2 separate regions of the Mus musculus genome follow, and region 2 is linked to region 1. The links are chromatin loops, found by intact Hi-C in ENCODE. Cell type or tissue: heart. All regions are shown on one strand. Links, peaks and the distances in the headings refer to the core of each region. The heading gives the core; the rest is flanking DNA.

Region 1 (11,602 bases), core at 2,261-10,260:
AATGAAATAAGCCAGATCACTGTGCGGACCCTGCAGGCAGAGCTTGGGGCGGGGGTGGCTGACAGCCACCCCTGTGGGATGTATCTGCAAATCTGGGTGGGTTTTTTGCTGTGTTCTCATCTGCCTGTCATTCCTCTTTCCCAACCGCCCCAGCAAAGCTTCCTCCCACATGCCTTCTATGAATTCTTGTGACTGACTTTGTGGTGACGGTCCCAGGGGCTGCTGACCAGTCATCCGGTGTGTATGTGGACTTCAAAGGCCTGTTGACACAGCTGCACACCCGACCCTAGGATCAGAACGGCCTGAAAGGTGTCTGCTGCCACTCCCTGAGAACAACAGAGCCCACCCAAGGGGACCTATGCTCTACCCCAGCTCTCAGAGCGCTGTGGTTTAGTCACTGGAAATTCCACACGAGGGACCTACCACAGAATTTGGAAATTACAGACAAGACTCCTGACTTGATACTTTCCAATTTTTCTTTGTCGCTGGAGACTTTTGTCCCCAAGCTGATCTCTCATTGCAGGCAATTACCCACTTGAGTCAAACAGCTGCTAGTTAAGGGGGAAAAAAGTCATGACACCCATGGACATGCCAAACTGCATAAGGAAAAGCCCGTGAGCTCTCAATTCTATACAAAGAAGTACAGGCAATTGAAGAGAGCTAGGAGAGGGAGAGGTGACCCTCCTCAGGGAAACACGTGTCAACTGGGCCAAATGGTGAGCCCTGAAACATTAGATGGACCCAACAGGTTATGTCAGGGAATATACATGTATAAATGCAAACATACACATAATAGCATCGATGAAAGAGACCATGAATTTGCAGGAGAGCAGAGAGGAGTATGTGAGGAGGCCAAGGGGAATTCAAATTATAATCTCAAAAATGAACAAAACCATCAAGAGCAGTCTGAAGCAATCCTCTACTGACCTGAAAGATGTTCATCTGTAAAGCACGGATGGATCCCAGTTGCTAGGCTTCAAAGTCTAGTGGGTTCCGATTCCCAAGGGAGCCTGGCACCAGTACTGAATTGAACAAGGTCCAGGGATTTAACTTCCTCGTGCCAGACGCAGACAACCACAGCTCAGAGGGGTCTAAGATCATGCAAACGCTAGCTCCTTCTGTGGAACTAAGGAGCTAGGAAGGGACTTGATTAGATTGCTAAGATTATTTCCTTATCGTCAAATCACAACTAATGCTTCCAAACAGTGATTCCCCCGCCCTGCCCCACACTGTCTGCTTGATTTCCACACTGCCGATAAAGCTGCCTTCACAGAGAAGATACTGAGACTCAGAGTGGCCAGGAGCTTTCCTGAGGTCCTAGACCTTGTAGATGTGGAGGCAAAGTTGAGAGCAGGAGCCTTCGGATTCCGAGCCATTTCGTGAGTAGCTACGGACTCCAGGACTCCGGGGACAGAGTTGGACTTGCAGCGGTTAAGTGTCTATGTTCTGGGAGCAAGGACAGAACAACATCCAGGAGAGGAGGATGCTGACTGACACACAAATAAGCCAGGAAAGGTCAACCCACCCACTCAATAACTCTGGTAAGAACACATACTCTTAAAGCGCTCTTTAAGAACTAGCTTTCTGAGGCATTCCTAGATACTAAGTCTTTCAGACATGTAAAGAAAGTCCCTGACGCCAGGCTTCGGAACACTGGACATCCTCCCACAGTGGGCACCTAGGGGGAGGTTGGGAAGGGGCAGAGGGTGCAGAGGCAGCCAATCAGAAGAATCCGCTTACAAGGAATCTCGCTGTGGTGATTAGAACATTTTTTTTTTTAAAGGCAAATCCAGATACACACATGTATGGATTGTTTTGGATTAGATTACACATGGCAATATATAACAGCTTTCTTTATTTAGCACATGCTAAACACTGCTGTTTTTCATGCACTAACTCATCTTCTCCTTGTAAGGCCCACTCAGGGTTATATTTTAATTTCTCTTTCAGTATATGTGTATGGGGGTTGTTGAGAAAGTGTTCATGTCTACAGCATTGCAATATTATTATGGGGCTTTAAAAGCAAAGTCTGTTTTACTCCAAATCCTATGCTTTGTTTTTTAATTGTGTGTACATGTGTGGTAGGGGCTATGTCCATGCTAGTGACCTCAGAAGACAGAAGCATTTGGATCCTCCAAAGCTGGAGTTGTTGGGCATTGAACCCAGGCAAACATCTTCCTCTATGAATAAAATTATTATTTTGGTCCTGGGGATGGAGTCCACCTACAGTCTCATGCATGCTAGGCAAGCACTCTGCCCCTGAAATATCCTACCCCAGCAACCTTGTATATAGTTCAACTAACAATAAAACGGTGGCAGTTTATTCCAAAGATTGAATGTGTTATAAAGTTCAGCCTATTCTAAAAGCACATGGGCAGACCCAGATGCAGCTCATCTCTAACTGTGGCTGCGAGACCATCGATTGACTGCCAACCAGTTTCCACATTGACAAACCCTTGGAGCTTTCACTGAACATCAGCTAGGATGCAGAGAATGACCCCGAGTGAAGGGTAGATCCTGCTCTCTTAACCGTGTGACAAACTGATACAGTGAAGAGTAAAACTGTAACACACCTGAGCATTTGAGAGATAGTCAAATTAGATCATCAAATTCATACCGAAAAGGGGTATTCAAAAGGGCTGGGGAGTGAGCAAGAGACCGGCTCAGGAATACTGCCTAGAACCTCATATGGGAAGGGCCATGATCTTCAGAGCCATCAGAGTCTCCCTCTCTCTCTCTCTCTGCAGCACTCAGGTCCAAGGCCAGAGAGAACACGATCAGGTTCAACAGCCTCATTTGCACCAATGCCAGCCACTTCAGGGGGTTGCGGGGTAGGGGCACAGCCACCTCCAGTGAATCAGAAGCCACAATTCTGAAGAACCCAAACAAGCCACCAATTTGTACAAAACAGGTTCACATCCCTGGAAAAGAAATGAGAAAGGGAAGGCCAGTGAGAAAGTGGAGCTGGATCTAGTGTTGGGATCCAATTCATCCTGAAGTTGATGCTGAACACAGGTCCCAGTTTCAGGGCAAGAGGTTTAGATACATTTTAGTGAGTGAACATGTAGCTGAGGTGTTTGTGTGCTCCCATGGATTCTCTCTCTCTCTCTCTCTCTCTCTCTCTCTCTCTCTCTCTCTCTCTCTCTCTCTCTCTCTCTCTCTCCCTCTCTCTCTCTCTTTCTCTCTCTCTCTCTATCATTTTAATCTGGTCATTATGAGAGTCACTTTTCTCACCTTACTGAGCACTTGGTGCGTGTTCACAATTGCACTTGACGCTTCAGGCGGGGAGAAAAGCATCCTCGCTACTTGGTAGGATAGCCTGCTAAGGTAGAACCTTAGCCAATCAGTGTTCACCGAGCCCTTCCTCTCCTTGGTCAGGGCTAGATGCTGGGAAGACCAAGTGAGGACAAAGTCTTCTCTCTCCTGTTCTCTGGGATCACAAGGTGGGGGTCAGAGGGAGGAGTCCATAGTAGAAGGGCACCTACCAGGATAGGGATTCTGTGCTCAACAGGATGTGAGGCATCTGGCTGGAGGGGATCCACACAGATGATCCTCCCACCACGCTTCCACGCTTTAAGCAAAACGCAGCCCTGGCTCATCAGGGAGGTAACGGGGATTCTGCCCTGGTTAGGAATTTGTTTGTGTGTGGCCAGTCCCCACCCCTACTCCCCAGAACCTGTACACATACTTCTGCCGTGTCCTGGAACTGGGAAAACTGTCCTTCCACCCTCCTGATAAGCACAAGAGGACGTGACCTCAGTTCTAGAACCGTTGTAGATGCTACGCACACTCACACAATGACAGAATTCAGACTCCACTTCTATTAAAAAAAAAAGGGGGGCCTTTTAGAATTTTATGTTGTTTCCTCAAGGCATCTTAAAACTGCAGGGGCAGTAATTGCTCAATAAACAGCAACAATGGCAGCTGCTGCAGCCGAGTCCCTAGCTGCAGATATGTGCCCAGGCCCAGGGAGGAGCTGCCCACAGCGAGTATAACAGGCAGGTTTTCAGCTCTAGCTAGGGCAAGCTCTGACCAAGTCCTGCTTCCACAGCCAGCAAGCCCAGGACCAGTGCCAGCTCTCCCATCTCCTAGGTCCCTTGCTCTCCTGTTCACTGTCTTGAAACACTTTCAATTTGAGTCTGATACCACTTATTCACAAAGTAACCATTTTTGTTCCAGGGACAAGGGAGGGCTGAGGTCTGGTTGTGAACAGCTGTGGTGATTGGTATGATTTAATGCTCCCAACAGCTGGTTTTGGGTGGATATGCCAATGCATATGGCAAAGGCTAAAATCCAATCTCTACAGGAAGCTGGACAGACATACAGCTAGTCACTGAAGGACCTGGGAGGAAGGGACTGTGAAAAAGAGAGGTCTCAGAACCCACCAATAGAAAAACATTTCCTTAGCCTCTCATCCTATCCTGGCCATGGGGGAGGACTTGCCCATGATTATGGGAAGGGACACGATTCAGAAACCCCTAAGGTTACCTTTGAATCTAAGTACCTGAGATGACATCCGTCATCCCCCTACCTTTGATATCTTTTTTTCATAATACTTATTTATTGTTGAATATGTTACACAATCTTCTGAGTTGTACAACACAGAAGAGTGACAGTGGGGTGGAAAAACTGGCCCAGCTCAGTGAGATATGAGCTATTGTGCAACTCATATGACCAGACACAAAGGCATGGAAATCTTCTTGGGTTATATAATCAATAACAAAAAAATAAGATTTGAAGGGAAAGTAAGAAAAGTGACTTCAAGCTTGTCCTCCAACCCCTCGTTTGCACAGTAAGCTGGAAGGTATTCTGCGGTCATCTTTCCTTTAAAATCACACCAAACTTCAAATTGACGCACTATACTTGCGTATGATGCTGGAGATGACCCCTGGGGCCTTGAGCCTGTTAAGTAATCCCTCTGCCCTGAGCTAAATCCCAAGATCCTTGCTTCCTTTTCAAGGTCTCATGACTGACAGCGTCAAGACTTTAAACCTCTCTTCGAAGCACCATTTTTTCATTCTGCTCCACGACTTTGATGACAACTGACAGGGAAGCCACCACTAAACAAAAATGATGTATCTCACCCTTTCTCCCATGTTGAGGGAGGGCTGGAAATGACTGTGACCTGGACTACAAGTCACCGACTTTGCTGTCCTGAGAATTTTCTGAGGCAAGGCACTAGGATATAAGAAGTGGTAAGGGGTGGGGGCTTGGGGGTAGGGTAGAGGTCCTGAATTCTGGCTCTGGATATAAGCTGGGCATCATTCAATCCTTCGGAGCGCTAAGCACTGACAGGTGAAAGATTTGACAAGTAGCCTGACAGACAGTGGCTTAGACAGAAGCCCACACACTACTTCTTGGTGATATATTTAAACTTAGTCCCTGCTCAGTAAAGATGTATCTGTTCTGTAAGCATCCTGTCCTGCCTCATGACGGATTTTTATTTTACATCCGATGCTACAGCCAGCCAGCCCCTATGTATAGCACGTGAATATTCAGGTCCAGTCCTGGTCTTGAGGAACACTTGGGTGACCCTGAGCACCGGAGCTTCTGATAGCTACTAGAACTGAACAGAGAGACACAAAGATGTGGCAGCATCTTGGAAGCCACCCTCAGGAAGAAGACCCTGGCTCATCACCTAGACCTCTGCCCAGTGTGCATTCCCTTTGCACCTGGATCCCGGGGCGGTGTTATGGCATCCACGCCCTAACCACCGCCAGGAAAACACAGTATCTCCCTTGAAGTCAGTGATGGTTAGCTTACTGATGGCCAAGCTCAGTGATGGGACTTGGACTGCGTGGCCCCGAGTCCTTCTGGAGGCTGAAGATACAAAGTTAAAAGCAGGAAGAGCCCAAACCACAATCTTAGATGTAAGCGGGTTGGGCAACATGCGGTCCGGGCGATCCCAGAGTGATCAGAAAAGGGGAAATGTTACAAGGCAAAGGCGGGTGCAAAAGAACTCGAGCACGGAAAGGCATAGTTGGGGTGCCGAGCTTCTTTTTCCACTTCTGCAAAATGAGGGTTTTGGACGAGATGGTCTCCTAACTCTAAAATTCCCTTGACCTGTTCGATATACCAGGCCGATGTCAGAAGCTCATAAAAGGAAAAGGAAGAAAAGCGGGAAAGAGCAAAGAGGGGATCGGCAGACGCAGGACACTGGGGACAGGCTTGGCGGGTTTTCTGAGTTTCTCTCCCTCCTCCCACACCTGCGTGTTCAGAGATCGGCCAACGCCCCGCATCCTTGGGCTTCAGACAACGAAGCTCTTTCCTCCTCACACGTTTCTTTCTGGAAACCGTGGAGCAGAAGCTGCTAAGCAGTCATGCAAAGGGTCGCAGAGGGAACGGTGTCGCTAGGGTCCAGAGGGCAGGTGAGCAGACCCGGTTGACGTGGCACCAAGCTGGGGATGGCGGGGAGCCCTCGAGTCCTAGCCAGCCAGCTCTGGACCAGCCAAATTTCATCCCCCAACTTCGATCTCGGATAAATGGTGTTTGCAAAAAGAAAAAAAAAAAAAAAGAAAGAAAGAAAGAAAGAAAAGGAAAAAAGAAAAAGGAAAAGTTTTTGAGGACTTTTCCCCAAGTCTGGCTGTAGGCGGGGTCGGAGGGTGGTGCCTACAGTCTGATTCGCCGCGGCGGCAGTGCAGAGGCGCGGATTGGCGCGCGGGGCCCCGGGCCGGGAGAGCGGGCGTGGGGGAGGGGAGGCTCCGCGCCCGCGGGAGCGGCTCGCGCCGGGAGCGGGTTAATTTCAAATCGGGGGCTGGACTGCTCCTGGACGGCCACGCTCCCGCGGCCCGCCCGCCGGCCCCCCCCAGCCCCGGCCCCGGTGGCGCCCCCGGCACCCACCTCTGCGCGGCGGGGCTAAGCGAGTCTCCCTGAGACGCGCTGGCTCCCTGAGACGCGCAGCCAGGATTCGGGGCCACCCCGGACCGTCAGCTCTGAAGGAGGATTGACAGGTGAGCGGGGAGCAGACTGCTGCGGCGGGGTTGTGGGATCCCGGGAAGGCCAGGGTGAAGGCGGCCGTTTCCCGCCTCCCGCCCCGCCGGGGCCCGTGGGGAGGAGCCGAGCTCCCGCGCAGAGGGCGGGGGAGGGGCTCGCCCGCGCTCCAGCCCCGCGCACTCGGGGGCGGTGCCAGCTACGGTCCCGCTTTCCGCGCCAAATTTTTAAATCGAAGGCGGAAGGTCCGGCCCCGCCTTGGGGACCTCTAGCCAATCGCAGGCCTTCACCGGGCTTACTGATTGGCTCGGAGCCGTCGCCCTGGAAACCGTGAGATGCTGTCTGGCTGCCCCCGGGGGCGGTGCAGTTGGCGGGGAGGAGGAGCCAGTGCTTGCGCCGGGCGGGACGCGGGCTACTGCTGGGGACTGTACCTGGGACCGGGAGCGCAGCGTACGGTGCGCTTTGGCATCGCGGTGATTTCGGCACCTAGGGAATCCTTCCCTCGCCCCAGTACTTCGTGTATTGAAAGAAGCCTGAAAAAGGGGGTCAAGATCCCAAAGCCCTTTGTAAATGCCCGGTCGTGCGCTTAGAGCGCAGAGGCTGAATTGGAGGGTTGTTCTCAGGCCACTTCACAAGTCCTTCCTTCTGAGCCTGTGCACGTGTGTGTCAGGCGAGAAACTTCAGCATCTCCCCCGATGCAGGCTCGGTGCGTGCTCCATCGGAACCCGGGCTCGTGCGCTCCGTCCGCAGCCCGGATCAGTGCACAGGTGGGTGCTTGCTACAGCCATCTCGAACCTGAGAGAGGACTGTCACTGTAGATTCTGTGTTTGCTTGAAGTCTCGTGACAGAAGGGTTTGATGGAGGAATTTACTGCTGTCTGTTGGCGCGGTCTGCCTAGAGGCAATGTCTGTCCTCAAGGCAAAAATAAACCTGGTTTGTCATTTTTTGTTTGTTTCCGGGGGCTCTTGTGTACGTGAATCATTTTCATCAGCTCTTAATTCTTGCTTTACTTTTTTTCCTTTTAAGGATAGTAAAAAACTTTAATCGATTGGACTACTTAAACCACTGGAACTTGGGGAGGAACTTCAGATTTTTCGTTTTTAAAGACACACTAAATGTATGAGGAATTGACAAAATGGAGAACCAAAAGGTATTTTTAAAGTCCAGTCTATACTGTTGCAATGTCAAATGAAGTATCATCCTGAGTTTTTCGTTAATAAGTTTTCTTAAATTTTTCGTTTGATAGTCACGAATGCTGTATCCTTTTGGTTAACTTTTACAGAAATCCAGAAGGAAATTTTAATTTTTGAAGAGGAATAGGGTTGTCCAGGGTTAAAGTAACCTTTTTGTTTCAAAAGTTTAATATAAATTTAATATATATGGAAAAAGCTTTGGGGTTTTTTCTGTGCTTAAAAAATTATGTATATGTTATTTACATGAACCATTGGAATTCACAAAGGTCATAATTTGATACTGGATTTCTTTGTAAGATAACATTTTAAAATGTCAGCCCTTTAACCTACTGGGCCTCCAAATGCTGTTCCTGACAGATCTCCTGGAAGCATTTAGATGTTAGCTCAATGCTGTCCTTGGCAGTGTTCACTGAAACCCCACCCTTGGATCAGCACCTCCTGAGGGCACCATACTGAACTGAAAATTCAGGTGCCAGCCCCATGTGACCTCCCTCTGCCTCGCATCATCGTCTGCTAAGTAGCAGATTCAGCAGAAATACACACTGAGCCCTTAGTTTCATGGTTGTAATAGAGGATTGTTAACCCGGGCTCCCAAAGTTACTGAGGAAACAGTGTATCTCTGTTCTCTGAGTTGTTGCCTTCCAAATCCCTTTCTTTAAGAATGGTGTACTGCCTGGTGTCTAAAAGTGAAGGGGGCCCAGTCTCTACTATCTATATGAATTGCTCTTAACTTACCAGTGTAGGTAAGTGCTAACTTACCATAGCAGAAACTAGCTCTGAGGCCTTAAATGGCTAACCTTACTTCCCTTGGTCCCATTTTCTGCATCTGTGCCTCAAGCGTTGATGTTGAAAGCAAATTTTTCTGGTCAGAAGTCCTGCTGGTAGGCGGGAGGCCCTAACCGTAAGGGCACCCTCACCTTGGCTGCTTGAGCCTGTTCCTGGTATATCAATGAGCAACCACTGCTCACAGCCACTCCACTGGGTGGGGCCTGGTGTGGGTCCTGAAAGCCTTTACCTGATGTCTCATTAGTAGGAATTTAGGAATTTAGAAGTGATCAGTTACTTAGAGTGATTGGTTCTAGTAAGGAAAGGGAAGGGACTGAGCTCTAAGCTATCTTTACAGCCCTCCTTTCTCAAAATAGAATTTAAAAATAAAACCTGTAGTTAATGTTATTTATTTATTAATGTAAATTCTTAGATCACATGGTGAAGACATTTAGATCCATAGTATCTACCAAGTTAAAAGTGGGAAGTTTAACTATTAAATTTACCGTAGTAGCAGGGGACATGCCTGTAATCACAACAGAGGCAGAGGCAGGAGGATTGTTAATTTAGGGTCAGCTTGTTACTACATAGTAAGTTCCAGACTGGTTGGAATGTATAGTGAGACCTTGTCTCAAGCAAAAAAGGAAAATACTGTCCAGAGATCACTGTGATATTCTTAACCTACTTGGTCAATATGAAAGGCAGAAAGCCTTTCTGCTAGGTTCTGTTTTACAATGAACTCAGTTATTAATTCCTCTTAAACCAGGAAAACCTCTTTTCTGAGCCACATAAAAGGGGACTGATGAAAAGCCCCCTGCATCCGTCCTCGAAGGCCAACATGGTGTTGGCTGAGATCCAGCCTGACTTGGGCCCTCTAACCACACCAACCAAGCCCAAGGAAGTCTCCCAAGGAGAGCCATGGACACCCACAGCCAACCTGAAAATGCTCATCAGCGCCGTGAGCCCCGAGATCCGAAGTCGAGATCAGAAAAGGGGCCTGTCTGACAACCGAAGTGCATTACCTGAAGCTAGAGACTGTTTGCACGTAGGTTTACAGGGAGGCTGGGTGGCGTTTGGGGGCTTGTGGATGAAGGGACGGTCAGTGTGGAGCCCGGAGCTGTTGGAAGGCTGTTGACCTGCTGAACATGGGAAGAGTTTGTAGCTTTGGAGCACAACACCGGGAATTGTACTCTATGAGTGATCTTTATCCCAGGCCTTAAGACCATTCCTATTCCCCTCCCACTTTGTTGCAGCTGTTCAAACCGCGTGCATGTGTGGGTAAGAGGAGTTAGTCATCTAGCACAGAGGCCCCCCAATAAATCTGTCATGCTCTATTCCAGAATGAGACATTATTTACCTTTCCCTCTGCAGGAACACTTATCAGGAGACGAATTTGAGAAATCCCAGCCGAGTCGGAAGGAGAAGAGCTTGGGGTTGCTATGCCACAAATTCCTAGCGCGGTACCCCAAGTACCCCAACCCTGCTGTGAATAACGACATCTGCCTGGACGAGGTGGCCGAGGAGCTCAGTACGTATGCCAGTTGCCAGGATGGTTAATGATTAGAGTGAGTCTGTGGACTTAACTCTTTTCAATCTGAGCTCATATAGTCACACTATCACAGATTCAGATAAGACCGTGTGGGAATTCAAAGCCTCACAAGTCCTGTTAATTTGAGCATAACTCGGTCTTGGAAGCAAACAAATGTCGGTGGAGAGTTTCTGGGTTCGGGTTGTCCCTGAAGCTGCACAGGAAGGAAATGGTGTTTTATGACTTGTTTCACAAACAGCTGCAGCTCTGGCATTCACCTTGACCCTGTCTGTCCCTGAGGAACTAGTGTATCCACAGGTGCATGAAGGGAAGATCTGCCTCTCTGCCATTTGAGACTGAGGATGGGTTAGGAGGCGGTTATTCTGTCTTTGGTATAAATTATGGGTGTCCTCTCTTTATCACTTGGTAAAGACCTGGTTCTAGAGCAGGAAAGGAGGCTAGCAGATAAAAAGCTTTGCGGTCGTTAAAATACGTTTTTGTGTGCATGTATAAGTATGGGTGTCTATGTGTGTTCCTGTGTGCACAGGGCCAGAGGCCAACTTTGGATATCTTTCCTTAGGAACCTTGGTTTCTGAGAACAAGGAATCTCACTGGGACCTGGGGCTCACCAATTCATCGAGGTTGGCTTTTCAGATGGGTGCTGTGGATCAAACTCAGGCTAGCACTCTCCCAGTGGAGACATGTCCCCAGCCGGAAAGTATCTTAGTCTCAACTTTGCAGTATATGCAGGATAGTGATTTAATGTGTAGTTTCACTCCATAAAGAAAAAGACCGCCTTTCTAAGCAGGAACATTAATACACTGCTTGGACCCACCTGCTCTTCATATACACTCTGTCTGGCTAGGTGATGTGTGTGTGTGTGTGTGTGTGTGTGTGTGTGTGTGTGTGTATGCAGGAGCTTGTATAGATCTGTAAACAGTAGAACCTATCTTCAGTAGAATAATGGTTACCAAGCAAAGGACATATGCGAGTTAGGCAATATTTGTTACAGAAAAGGGGCGGGGTTATCTAGAACATCATAAAAGGGCCAGGCATGTGGGAGCAGTGCTTTCTGACCATAAACTAAAGGCTCAGATCAGGCCTGGCTCTAATGCAGACATCCAGTCCAGGTCTTGTAAGAAGAGAAGCAGAGGCCTGTGAGGACTGGTGGGGAAGGGCTCCTGGT
Region 2 (11,602 bases), core at 3,603-11,602, 370 kb before region 1:
CTTTTCAACTGGGGGGAAAATTTACCAGTTGTTTTTTAAGAAACAAAAATAATCTTTTTCTGTTGAGGAAGAGATATTTTAAAACCACTGAATGGATCGTTCCTTCCCTGGCTTTTTATTGATACGTCTGCCCTCTTTCCAGTTCTAAAATAAGCCTCTTGTCTGCACTGTGTCGATCCAAAGGCAACACGCTACAGAGTGGACTGGGCCAGGCAGAGCCAGGCTGGGGTCACTGGGAAGTCGCTAGACTTGGAGAACATACCACTCTAGTTCTGCCAACAGGGCCTTACCCACCCGCTTGCTTCCTCACAACCCAGGTGACTGGAAGTCCTCAGAAACAGCAGTGGAATGTGGTGAGGGTTGGACCTTGCAAATGACAAATTTCTGAGTGAGTTCCAGTTCTCTGGAATGGAAAACCAGCAGCTTCCTGTTACAGAGTGTACCCACGGTTTGTGCCTGATCCATGGGTGTGGGCGAGCCCATATACTTCTAATCTGCATCTGTCTAAAAACAACAAAGCAGACATGTTTCTAGGCAGGTAAACAGTTTTAGGGACTAGAGTCAAGCTTATATTGATTTCTGGTCTGGCTAACCAGAAAGAGAAAAAGGAGTTCGAGCCATCATTAAACAGAGACCTGGAAGAGGAAGCCAAGGGGTCCATCCACCAAGCCCCTGAGGCTGCCGAGACATTTCTAGGTCAGCTCTTTCTGGGGGAAAGGCCCTGTGCTACCTTACAAGGCAAGCCTTAGCTTTGCTTTCCTGGAGGGCCGTAGCGGGCTCTGGCCCCTCTCTATGTTGGATCTTTCTCCCCACGGTTAACCAGACGAAGGCTCCGTCCTCGTGACACTCAGGTTGGCCAGGGACAAAGGCTCTTCAGGTGCTGGCTGGGCTTGCAGCCTGGCTTTCACTCGGGAGGTATGTGACCTTGGGCGCTCTGCTCACAGACTCCATGCCTCTCTTCACCTGTCAACAGGAGAGCATCACAGAAGCACCCGGCTCAGAGGCGTGGCTTCTGTGCAGGGAAATGAGAAAAGCCACAAAGACCTGGAACGGTGACCCAGCCCAAAGGGACTGTTCTGGAAAGAGCAGTGCCTTTAGCTACCCCCTGCCAGGCACTACGACAGACATGAACAGCTCTCCCCCTTTAGAGCCCTTGAAACACCATGTTTTCCCTGTGGAAAATGGCCTGCAGCTGACTACTTATTCAATGACCAGATGGCCCAGGCCCCACCAGTGCAAGACACATGAGATGCATGGTAAATAGAAGGGGAAGCAGGAGGGTACCCCAGCTCTCTCATGTCCAGCTTGGGCATGGGGACAATGTTAGCGGTAAGGAATAAAAGGCATGGAACAGAGTCCAAGCAGTCTAGTACCAGCTTTATGTGGGCTTGGTCAGAATGCCGGCTGAGCCTGAGCCACATAAACGAAATGTATGCAAAGGGACAGTCTTACCCACGTAGGGAGCTGGCCCTGGGATCTCAGCGGTTGGTGTCAGCCAATTGTCGTCTGCTTTTCTGATTCTGTGAGCCAAATGCAAAGGCTTCCTACTATGAAGAAATCAGTATCCCTTTGCAAGACTTGGTAGGAGAAATCCTACAGCACGGGCTGGTTCTGGTACGTTCACCACACTATCCAGACCTTCGGAGTGAGCAGATCTTATCTGTGGATCTGTTCTGGGAGGCAAGAGGCCCGGGTTCTAGTTTGCACTCTGGCCCTTGGAGCTGGCAACTCAGAGCAAGTCATGTGCCTCTTTGGATGTGACTGGAAAGAAATGGCCTCTAAGATCTCTCCTGCTTCAGGGCTCCATATTCCTATGCTCTCCAGGCAGAGATCAGGAAGAATAATGCAGCCATCCAGAGTCAGTCTGCCCCTTTCCAGTCTGGTTTGTCACCTAAATGCTGTCTTTGACTCTGGGTCTTGCCTTCCTTGGCCTATAGTTAGCTAGCCACCAAAGTCCATGCGAGGCAAGGCCCAAGTGCTCCAGGACATTGGCAGCCTATGAGTTTTGACGCAAACAAGCTAGTACTCCCTGGTCTGAAAGGAATCAGAGCAAATCTGCATGAAATGAGGACTGTGTGCAACAGCCAGCAGCACAGGGAGGGAGGGAGGGAGGACAGGAAGGAGGAAGACCTGCCAGCTGTGAGGCACATGGGCTCCACTGGCCCCCAGCACGGGGGTGACCCGCCGAATGACAGCCATGGCAGCGGGAAAGGAGATGGTACTCAGATTGTAGAAGAGGTGGGCAAGACCACACAGGACCCGCTTATCCTACAATCAGAGCTTCTGGTGACTATCTGGCTTCTGGCTGGGCCTGGCAGCACCTGGGAGGCCCTGTAAGAGATCATGCAGAACATGGAGGAAGGCCAGGGCTAGCAAAGTAAGCAAAGGCTCTGGGGAGAGGACAACCCAGCATGGGCCTCAGGCTTCCTCTAGCTACTGGCAAAAGAACTCTACAGCGAGCAGCACAGGTTTAAAATCAGACAAGGTTGACTTTTCATCCTCTTACTCCTGAGAGACCTGCAAAAGTCCCCAAGAACCTTTAAGGCAACTGTCCTCACAGTTAGGGTCCGGATCGTCACCGCTGACAGCGTGCAGACTGGAGAAGACTCTCACACCGTATGTCTTAGGTACCGGTTGGGTTGTACCTCTCTCGGAGGTTCATGGGTCAGACACTGGCCTGTCTCCAGGTGGAAGACACTGGAAGGTGGTGGGATTTCTGGGAGTTACCGGGGTGTACCTTCTGAAGGGGGTCACCTGTTTCCTGAAGTCGGTTCTTGTGAGAGATAGGTGATTTAAAAGCCTGAGCCAGGCCCTGGGTCCTCTCTGGACTCCTGTTTGGTAATGACACTCGATATATGTTGAGAAACATATGCTCTGCCATGGCTCTCTGTCATGAAGGGTCACAGCTGTGGGGGGAGAGGAGCTTGACAGAGCCTGCAATGTGTTGTTTGGATGCCTAACTTCCAAAGCCATAGACTGCATAAATCTCCTTTCTCCAAGAGCAGGTTGGCTCAGGTTTTTTTTTTTTTTTTTTTTCCAAAAGGTCCCCCACACAGTCTGGAAGCTTTGTCCTATCTATGAATCTTCTCAACCTTTCCCTTTTCCTGAGCAACCAACATCTATCCACACTCTTCTCAGGTCTCTCCTCTGTGGGGCATAGGATGTGGCGTGGGCCACCATTACTGTGCACTGATGAGGCTAATTCACTAGAATAGCCCGGCTTGTTCATCGTGAGATACCAGCGCCCCGGTTATAAAGAATGATCTGCAGGAGGTGGGAGTGATGGCTCAGTGGTTAAGAGAGCTAGCTGATCTCAAAGAGAACTTGGGTTTGATTCCCAACACCCACCTCACGGCTTAATAATTCCAGCACTGGGGGATCTGGCACTCTCTGCTGGCCTTTTCAGGCACTGCATGCACATGGTACACAGATAACACAAGGAGGCAAAAATTCCATACACATAACAATGAATAGATCCTTATTATTATATATATTTTTATATTTTTATAAAACTGATCTACACTGGGCATGGAAGCATACACCTCCAATCTCAGCACTCAGAGGGCAGAGGCAGGAGGATCTTGGGTTTGAGGCCCACTTGGGCTATTTAACAACAACAACAACAACAAAAACAAAGAAACAAACCAAATCCACTCCACAATGAGAACTAACTTGACTGCTTTCTAATGCAGCAAACAGTTTCAATCAAATTCCTTGTTTTCCTCTTATCTGTCTCACACCTGTACTGGCAGGTCTTACGCAGGCCACCCTGAAGGGCCCTGCGGCCTCAAAGGACATCGTGATCTATACATCCAGAAAAACATGATGGATATTATTAATCCACTAACATTTGTTTAATACTGAAGGGGTATTTTCAGAATCTGAGATAGGAGTAAGATTATGTACTGCCTGGGTCAGAGTTCTTTTGCTGAAAAGAGATACCATCTATAACCACAGCAGCTCTTATGAAGGAAAGCATTTAGCTGGAGCTGGCTTACAGGATCAGGGCTTTGTTCTGATATCATCATGGCAGGAACCATGGCGGCACACAGGCAGACATGGTACTGGAGGGGTAGCTGAGAGCTCTACATCTGGTCCCACCGGCAGTGAGAAGAGAAAGACACTGGGCCTGGTTTAAGTTTCTGAAACCTCAGAGCCCACCTGGAGTGACACACTTCCTGAAACAAGGCCACACCCACTCCAACTAGGCCACGCCTCCTACAATACCACTCTCTCTGAGCCTCTGGGGGCCTTATTTATTCAGATCACCATATGTACCATGCCAAACCACGCTGTGATTTGATCTTAGTGACACCCTTTGAGACCCACCCCAGCAAAGGACTTTCACAGGTGCTGTTAAGGACCCTGGCTTTGGAGGTTAAAACTCATGGCTTCAAATTCTGGGTATGCTATTTATCAGCTGTGCAACTGACTGGTCGTAGAAGCTGAACCTTTCTGAACTCTAAACAATGCTAAAAGTGAGTGCCTTCCCTGTCAGAATCGCCTCTGCTGATGTGACAGTGAGCCACGCAGAAGGGCAGAGCAGGTACCGTCCTCTCCATGTGCTGAGCTAGGTAACTGAGCTGGAAGCTCAGAAAGACAAGCTGACTAATCGGAGGCCGTCCACAGCATCGAAAGAACTAAGGGACTAGAACCAGAGCTCCTGGCTTCCCGAGTAGCCTTCTTTTCTGGAAGCAGCATCTCCCTCATGGGTTGCCGTGGGGTTAAATACAACGACAGGAGTCTAGAGGTTGTGCTCGTCAGGGTGAATGATCGTTCGCTGTGAGAGATTTTTATTCCGGGGTGGGTAGTGTCTGGGGTGCATGTTCTCCCATGCTTGTGCACGTGTGGATACCTGCGTGGAGGCCTCAGGTGGATGTCAGCGTCTCCCTCCGTCGCTCTCCATCTTAGTTTTGGAGACAAGGTCTCTTTCTGAGCCTGCAGCTTGCTAATTTGCCTAAAACTGACCGGTCAGTAAGTTCTACTTGTTCTTCCTATGGCCACTCCCAACCCCCACTCCAGGAGTTCCTGTACCTGGCTTTTTTTTTTTTTTTATCATAAGTTCTGGGCACTAACCTCATGGGTTCGCAACCAACACTTTACCCACTGAGCCACCTCCTCAGCCCTGTTACAGTTGTCCCTAATCTGTCACACGGTCATGAGGAGTTGACTTCTCAACCCCCAAGAAGAATCCCGTTGGAGGAGGAATCAGGTCTTACTTTCCCTTTTCTGCCAGGAATATAGGAACAAAACGTGGTAGGGCAACCGTGACTTCACCAATGCCACATATGCAGTATACCTGATCGTGCTGAGAGTTCATTTGGAAGGAGGGACAAACCATCCTGAAGCTGTTGGGTCTTTGTCTGCAAAGCAGAAGTGAGGGCTTGTCTGCCTTGGGAAAGGGGCGCTGAGTCATGAGTCATTTTTCAAGTCTTATATGGGTGACTCGGGGGCCCCAGTGAAAACGTCTGAGTCACTTGCTATTGTCTGAGCATAGATAGAAGCACAAAAGCCTGACCAAGTTTTTTTTTTTCTCTGAATCACATGGCCCATTATGCCCAAAATGTTCTATGAATGCACTGTCCGTCCTCTCGAACAACATGACCACAAGACAGAGTAGCCATTGAGAACTGGTCCTGTGGCTATTGGTAAAACACCAAGGGGCAGCTGGCCATCAGGCCTTGGGGCACCTTACTGACCAAACTGGTCACGAGGCTTAATTCCCACTACTTAGCTAGGAGGGAAAAGGGCCTCCCTTCTGCCCGTAGAACCGTAAGCAGCCATCAGGAAGCCTAGGCAACAGGCCTGAGATTTGCTGAGTTCTGACTGGAGCTGGACTATCAGACTGGGCAGCTGCATCCCACCACCTCAAACACTGGCGGCTAAGAGAGGAGCCGTATAAAGGAGGCCTGCTGCCAGTTTAGCCTGGAGCAGAACCTTCAGTTGGGTTGCCATTTTAGGGATGGTGTGCCTGTGACTAAAATGTGGAAGTTCAGTGAACAACTCTGCAAGTCATTTCTTTGTTCAGAGTTTACTCATATTCCCAAGTCAGTGAACCAGAGCACTGCTGTGCGGTGGCCTTCGGTGCTACAAGCCACCTGTCTGTCCCTGTGGTCAGCTCTCCACTTGGGAAGCAGGTAGATGGAACACAAGCTCAGGGCGAGGCAGACACGAGCCACGGTCTGATGTTGGGTTGTCAAAATAAGCAGGACTGCATAGTCCTTGCTCAGTACAGTCCAGGCCCTGTACCTGGCATCCCACCTGTGCTATCTGACTGAATTCTTACAGCCGATAAGCATCATCACTAAAAAAAAAAAAAAAACATGTGGTTTATCAGTACCAAGTAACATGCCCAAAGCCAGGATTTGAATCCAGATCTGCTGTCAATAAAGCCTGAGTTACTGCACGGGGATGTTTCCAGCTGCTGACCAGTCTTGACCTTAGCTTCCACACACAAACCACGCCAACTGTTTCACCTTTGCTCAGTTTCTGTGTCTCATATGAAGTGACAGCGGTATAAGGGATGCTGCAGATGACCCGATAGCGAGCGAATGTTCTGTGAAGGACCCTTTCCCAGCATCAAGGCTGAATTAAGAAATGACAGTTCTTGACTCTCAGCCAAAATCTTGTTGGGCAGTGTGGGTTTGCACACCGGCTTCAGGAGACGGACAGGGGTCTGAGTAGAGCACCCCTGGTGAAGCTGCAGCCCTCACATCTTGTAAGTAAATAAAAATGGGCAGCGAGCCGGTGTTTCAAATCTTGGTCACCGAGAAAGTGTGAAAAGCAAGATGTAAACCCAGCCATTATCAAAGCTGAACTTTAGGCTGTAACTCGCCCAGCCTCCCTTTTGAAGTACGTGTGTGATTACATGTGCTCCATACTTGAAGCTTTTCCATGTGTATAGAGCTGTGTACGTGTGTGTGTGTGTGTGTGTGTGTGTGTGTAGACGTAGGCATATTTATACAAAGATGTATACACACCGAGTGATCGCCCAAATAAACCCCCTACTCTACCTTTAAAGTGTCTCTAGAGAATTAACCCAGGGGAGAGGCAGTGATACGTGAACCGTAAACATTCTCGCCTGTTGGCAGATAACCACAATGTGCATTCGTTCGCCTCCAAGAACTGAGAAAGGGGGAAAGAGAACAACCCACGGCAGAAAAACACACTAATCAAATCCACAATCAGCTCTGATGACGAAGCAAGCCTTCTAATCAAAACACAGTGGGGCAAAGCTGCAACAGGTTGTAAGCTTGGAGCTGGGCTTTTCCCAGGGGCCTCACCCACGCTTTCTTTTTAAACATCTAAAAAACGCGCACACAGGATTTCAATCACTTCTAATTTTTTTTTTTTAAGAAATAAGTTGCAGGCTGAACACGAGCTCCTAAAAACAGGAAATATCAAAGTATCATGTGAATCATCTCTTCCCCCTGCAACTGCTTCTTTAAAAAAAAAAAAAAAAAAAAAAAAGGCTAACCCTGTCCTTACCCCAAGAGGTCTTTGCCTGAATACTGGCCAGAGCCTTGTAGTCTAACACAGAGCGTATGTCTAAAATGATCACTTACATGGGGTCCCAGTTCACAACACATGAGAGACCAGAACACATGTCCTCTCAGGAAGGCCCTGGTGGCACAGTAGCAGGAAGAGGGTCAGAGGGACCTGACTGAGGCAGAGCAGCTTCCGCTGGAGGTTGAGAGCGAGCTGCGGGTCTGTAGGAGGCTCCAGGAGAGGAGGCAAAGGCTGACCCCTCTAACAGCTGTTGGCTTGCAAGTCATTGATGGTGGGGATGAGCAGATGACTGGTAAGTCACCGAGTAAACCGAAACGGGCGTGGTGGCACATGCCCTTCATCCCAGCACTATGCAGGCAGAAGCAGGTGGGTCACTGTGAGTTCAAGGCCAGCCAGGTCTACAGAGTGAGAGACCCTGTCCCAAAAGACAAAAACAAGAACGCTTTGCCCACGCTAAGGACAGTCATCTGTGTTGCTTCCCAAGGGTCAGTTCTGAGCCAGGTCCTGAAGGAGACGCCACCGGCTCCACAGCTTCTCAGGTACCCTCCGACAGAAGCCAACATGAACATCCACTGCCAAGCCTCTGCGCTTTCTCATACCCTGACCTAAAATGGAAAATGCTCAACGTAGAACATGTACGAGGGAGCATCCACTTGGGCTCTGCACTGCGAAAGGTAGCTCAGCCTCCTCTCCTTTGTTCTCCTCTTCCTCCTTCCTCCTCCTCCTCCTCTTCTTCCTCTTTCTCCTCCTCCTCTCCTCCCCCCACACTGGGCACTCTTGTCCACTGCTGGGGCCCAGCTCATCTCCTTCCTCCCCTGTGAGCCCCCTGGTCTTCTCCAGCCCTTGAGCTACTAGCCTTCCTTCCAGCATCTTGACTCCTCAGGCCCAGCACATCTTTAGCTCTCCCAGTGCTGCCCTCTGCTGGAAACAGACGTCACGCCTACGATCCAGGCTGCCAAGTCTTGTCCTCAGCTCTGCAGCAGCATGAGAGACAATGCTGGAGAGTGGGCGTGCACGGCACTGGTCCGGCACCTGATTGAGCTGAGATATCTGCTCTGCCACGCTGGACAGCGTGGATCAGTGGTGACATCTGTGGCCGGGATGCCTCAAGGTCTGGAGCTGACCAGCAGCCGCTGTGGCTCCCCGAGTCTAGCATGACAGGTAAGGGGTTCCAGTTCAAATGCTACTGACTCTGCTGCTCGTGAGGCCACTGACCTTTCATTTCCTCATGTGTAAGATGGGAACAATCACCCTTATCTCACCAGATTGTTAAGAGAATAAAAGAGAGTTATTTTGTGCAAAAAAAACCCAGAACAATCCCTGACACCTAGGAAGTACAAGGCAAGGGTGCCTTCTTTACTTTGTTATCTTAGGACATATGGTAGGATGTGGACACATACACCACACTTATTCTAAGTGCTCCTGTGGAGGCCAATGAGAACCTAACACACCAGGCATTCCACAGCTCACCCCATCCCCCACCTCCCTCTCACAGCGCCTGGTACTGTGCCAGGCAGAGTCAGAGGCCTGTCAATGCTCGTGAACAGGTTGGCCTCTTCTTAGAGGCTCCACCTTTTCTCATGTAAAGAATACTAAGTTTTTCTTAATACTCATAATTCCTGTGCCCATTTTTTTTAACAGGTGGAATCACTGAGGCCCAGGGGAGTAGTTAGTTAATGGACTAGGCTACTGAGCTAAGCATAGGTCAGACAGAAGGTACCACTGATAACCAACACTTTAAAACCTGGACTGTCAGTCACCCTGCAACCCAGCCAGTCTCCTGCCCCAAAATCCCCCAAATAAAAGAGAGGCAACGGCTCCATGGAGTTCATCATTTCCTGAGTGTCTTGTAATGATAAACATTACGTTTGGGAGCAGGAAATTACCAGGTGCTAAGTCAGCCCCAGTCCTCAAGCCATAATCGAGGGTGGATGTGCGCTGTCTGTCACCATGGGGATACCCTGTTCAAAGAAGGCAAAATCCTTTTGCCAAAGCCCCTTTGATGTCAGGGTGGGGCTATGAGTGCACGCTACATGGAAGAGCTCCTAGGAGACTCAGGGGCTGGCAAGGAGGGGCCCGCTGGGAAGCCAGGGCTGTCCACTGGAAGGTGGCCAGTTTCCTGAGCCATCCATCCAAACCACCCTCGTGATGCCCATGGAGAGTAAGAGAGGTGGAATGTGGGGTGATGGGGACAGAGGGAAACAGCGCCTCCAGGGAGTAGGGCCAAGTTAGCCACTCATGGAGATGTCTAAGAGTGAAAAAAAATTTTTTTTTTCTTAATGGAGAGAGTGGTGAATCACCTTCTCAGAGCCTGCTCATGGCAATCCTCTGCCACTGTTCCTCAGCTGAAGGGTCAACTGGGCACTAGCAGGCAGGAGTCTGGCTATGAATGAGCCCAGCGTCTGCCTTCCCTTCATTCCTACGGTCCTCCTCATCGGGCCCGAGGGCATGTGTCACATTCCCAGTCGCTGTTCCAAAACACCACCCACTTCACCCCCCACAGAGGAAGGAGGCACCCTGGTGCTCACCCTCATTTCAGAGCCCTCTGGACAAGGCCTGTAGCTCTAAGAAAAAGAGCAGAGCACACGGCCTAGCAGAGCCAGGACCCAGGAGCACTGGAGGAGATCTTGCCTTCCTCCCACACACCATCCGTCAGGGCTGTCAGCTTCCAAAAATGTTTAGCAAGTGCAGCATCAAGAGAGACACCCGCTGATGGGCGGGTGCGGGAGCTTGTGTGGGGAGGGGGCCTTCTCCGGCTCTGAGTTCCAACAGTCTGCCTCTGAGCAGCTTCTAGACCCAGCTCCTCCCTCAGAAAGGTTAGGAATGTGTTGAGCGTTAACCTCTGATCAGGGAAAGTAGGTGCCCAAAAGGTCGTCTGGTCTGTTGCTGCTTGGCCCTATACCAACTCAAGACTGCCTCCCCTTCTGGCTTCCCGGCTTCTCCTCTCCGGACTGGGACAGCCACAACAGTCAGGTCAGCCTGTCCCTAAAAGTCCCTGCTGACTGGCAGCCAAGAAAATACAGCATGGCCCTGCTCCCTCCTGCCAGAAGAGGGGGAAGGCGGCAGGGAAGGCAGGAGTCCAAGAGAAACTGATTGGCCCTTAAGGATTTCCTTAAAAGAGATTGCATGGCCAGGGCCTGTCACCCAGCCCAGTAGGGGGATTGCTTGCTCTGCCAGGAAAGGTAGAAGTCACCGTTTCTCGTTCAGCCATGCTCTTACCCACACCATCACCTCCCTAATCACCAGAGATACCAACGCTGGCAGCATAGACTACCCAAGAAGGAGGGGCTTAGCTACAGCAGCCATTCTGAGACAGCCAAGCCACCCCAGTTACTAGGAGTCTGTAGCAGCTAGCAGTTGGCAGCACCTGGCCAGAATCCCTTCTCCCTAATGATGGGGCAGAGACCAGCCATCTTCAAGCTAGGAGGAGGGTTAAGTTCAGGGCAACCACTCAGTATCCCTTGTCCTAGATCTCACAGCTGAGCCAGGTAGTACCCAACCCATCAAGGCACCAGGCCACTCCTTGGGGTTACAACCTGAGTATAGACACACATCACAACAGCAGATACCCATCCTCTTGGGGCCAAGCGCTCGGCACTGATGGCCCTTAACATTTCCAATGTCAGCATGCATTTTTTTGAAAGCACCCCTACACCTGCTCCAGCCCCATAGAAGCAGCTGGCTGCCAGCACGCCTTAGCTTTGCAGAGCTCCCCGGGAGAGCCTCTGGCACCCTGGCCAGCTAAACCCCTCCTGGCCACACCCACTGACCAATGTATCCTTCCAATCTGGCAGCATAAGGGGTATGCTTCCTCTCTCCAATCACATTATGGTAGCCTCTCCTCAAGGCAACCGTCCTCCTCCCTCATGAAGGATCATCCATCACTCCCACCCTGTAATAGTGCCCCAGCACATAGCACTGCTCACCTGGGTATCGAACCCGTTCTCCAGAGAGCTGCTCTTCAGCAACGGGAGCCCCTCCCCCGTCGGCTCCTGCAGCCCCTGCGATTTCAGGGGGATTTGGCTAGTGTAGGCCGTCTTGCTCACCTCCACCTTGCTTCCCAACTTAAGATAGCAGGGCTGAGGACCAGTCC

Evidence for each region. Hi-C counts contacts between places; a loop is a spot of excess contacts. Peaks named below come from ENCODE experiments on the same cell type or tissue, not always from the same donor. Only the 100,000 strongest peaks of a DNase experiment are listed, where the experiment ranks them.
Region 2: a loop joins it to region 1, with 2.4 times the contacts of the local background. A loop is called at or near these places in 2 of 42 quality-filtered maps.

What each region holds. Positions count from the first base shown.
Region 1 is chr7:48,876,756-48,888,357 of GRCm38, reverse strand. It overlaps E2f8 (E2F transcription factor 8), which reads left to right and starts at 7,317. Exons shown (of 13, transcript NM_001013368.5): 1 at 7,317-7,697; 2 at 7,957-8,080; 3 at 9,655-9,933; 4 at 10,260-10,416. The coding sequence starts at 8,066. It overlaps Gm2788 (predicted gene 2788), which reads right to left and starts at 7,058. Exons shown (of 2, transcript NR_155436.1): 1 at 6,841-7,058; 2 at 1,750-2,921. It overlaps LOC115486422 (a long non-coding RNA gene), which reads right to left and starts at 10,317. Exons shown (of 3, transcript XR_882082.2): 1 at 10,246-10,317; 2 at 9,911-10,027; 3 at 7,734-7,837. In heart, for the core only: no CTCF peak of the experiment used is centred there; DNase peaks (open chromatin) are centred at 5,887, 6,647 and 7,247; H3K4me3 peaks cover 3,751 bases; H3K27ac peaks cover 3,737 bases.
Region 2 is chr7:49,247,032-49,258,633 of GRCm38, reverse strand. Nav2 (neuron navigator 2) reads right to left here. Exons shown (of 39, transcript NM_175272.3): 1 at 11,436-11,602. Among named protein-coding and RNA genes, the nearest start is that of Nav2, 6.6 kb to the right of the region's middle. In heart, for the core only: CTCF peaks have their summits at 8,435 (motif pointing left) and 10,574; DNase peaks (open chromatin) are centred at 8,433, 9,633, 10,503, 11,413 and 1 weaker place; H3K4me3 peaks cover 2,261 bases; H3K27ac peaks cover 1,647 bases; H3K27me3 peaks cover 1,113 bases.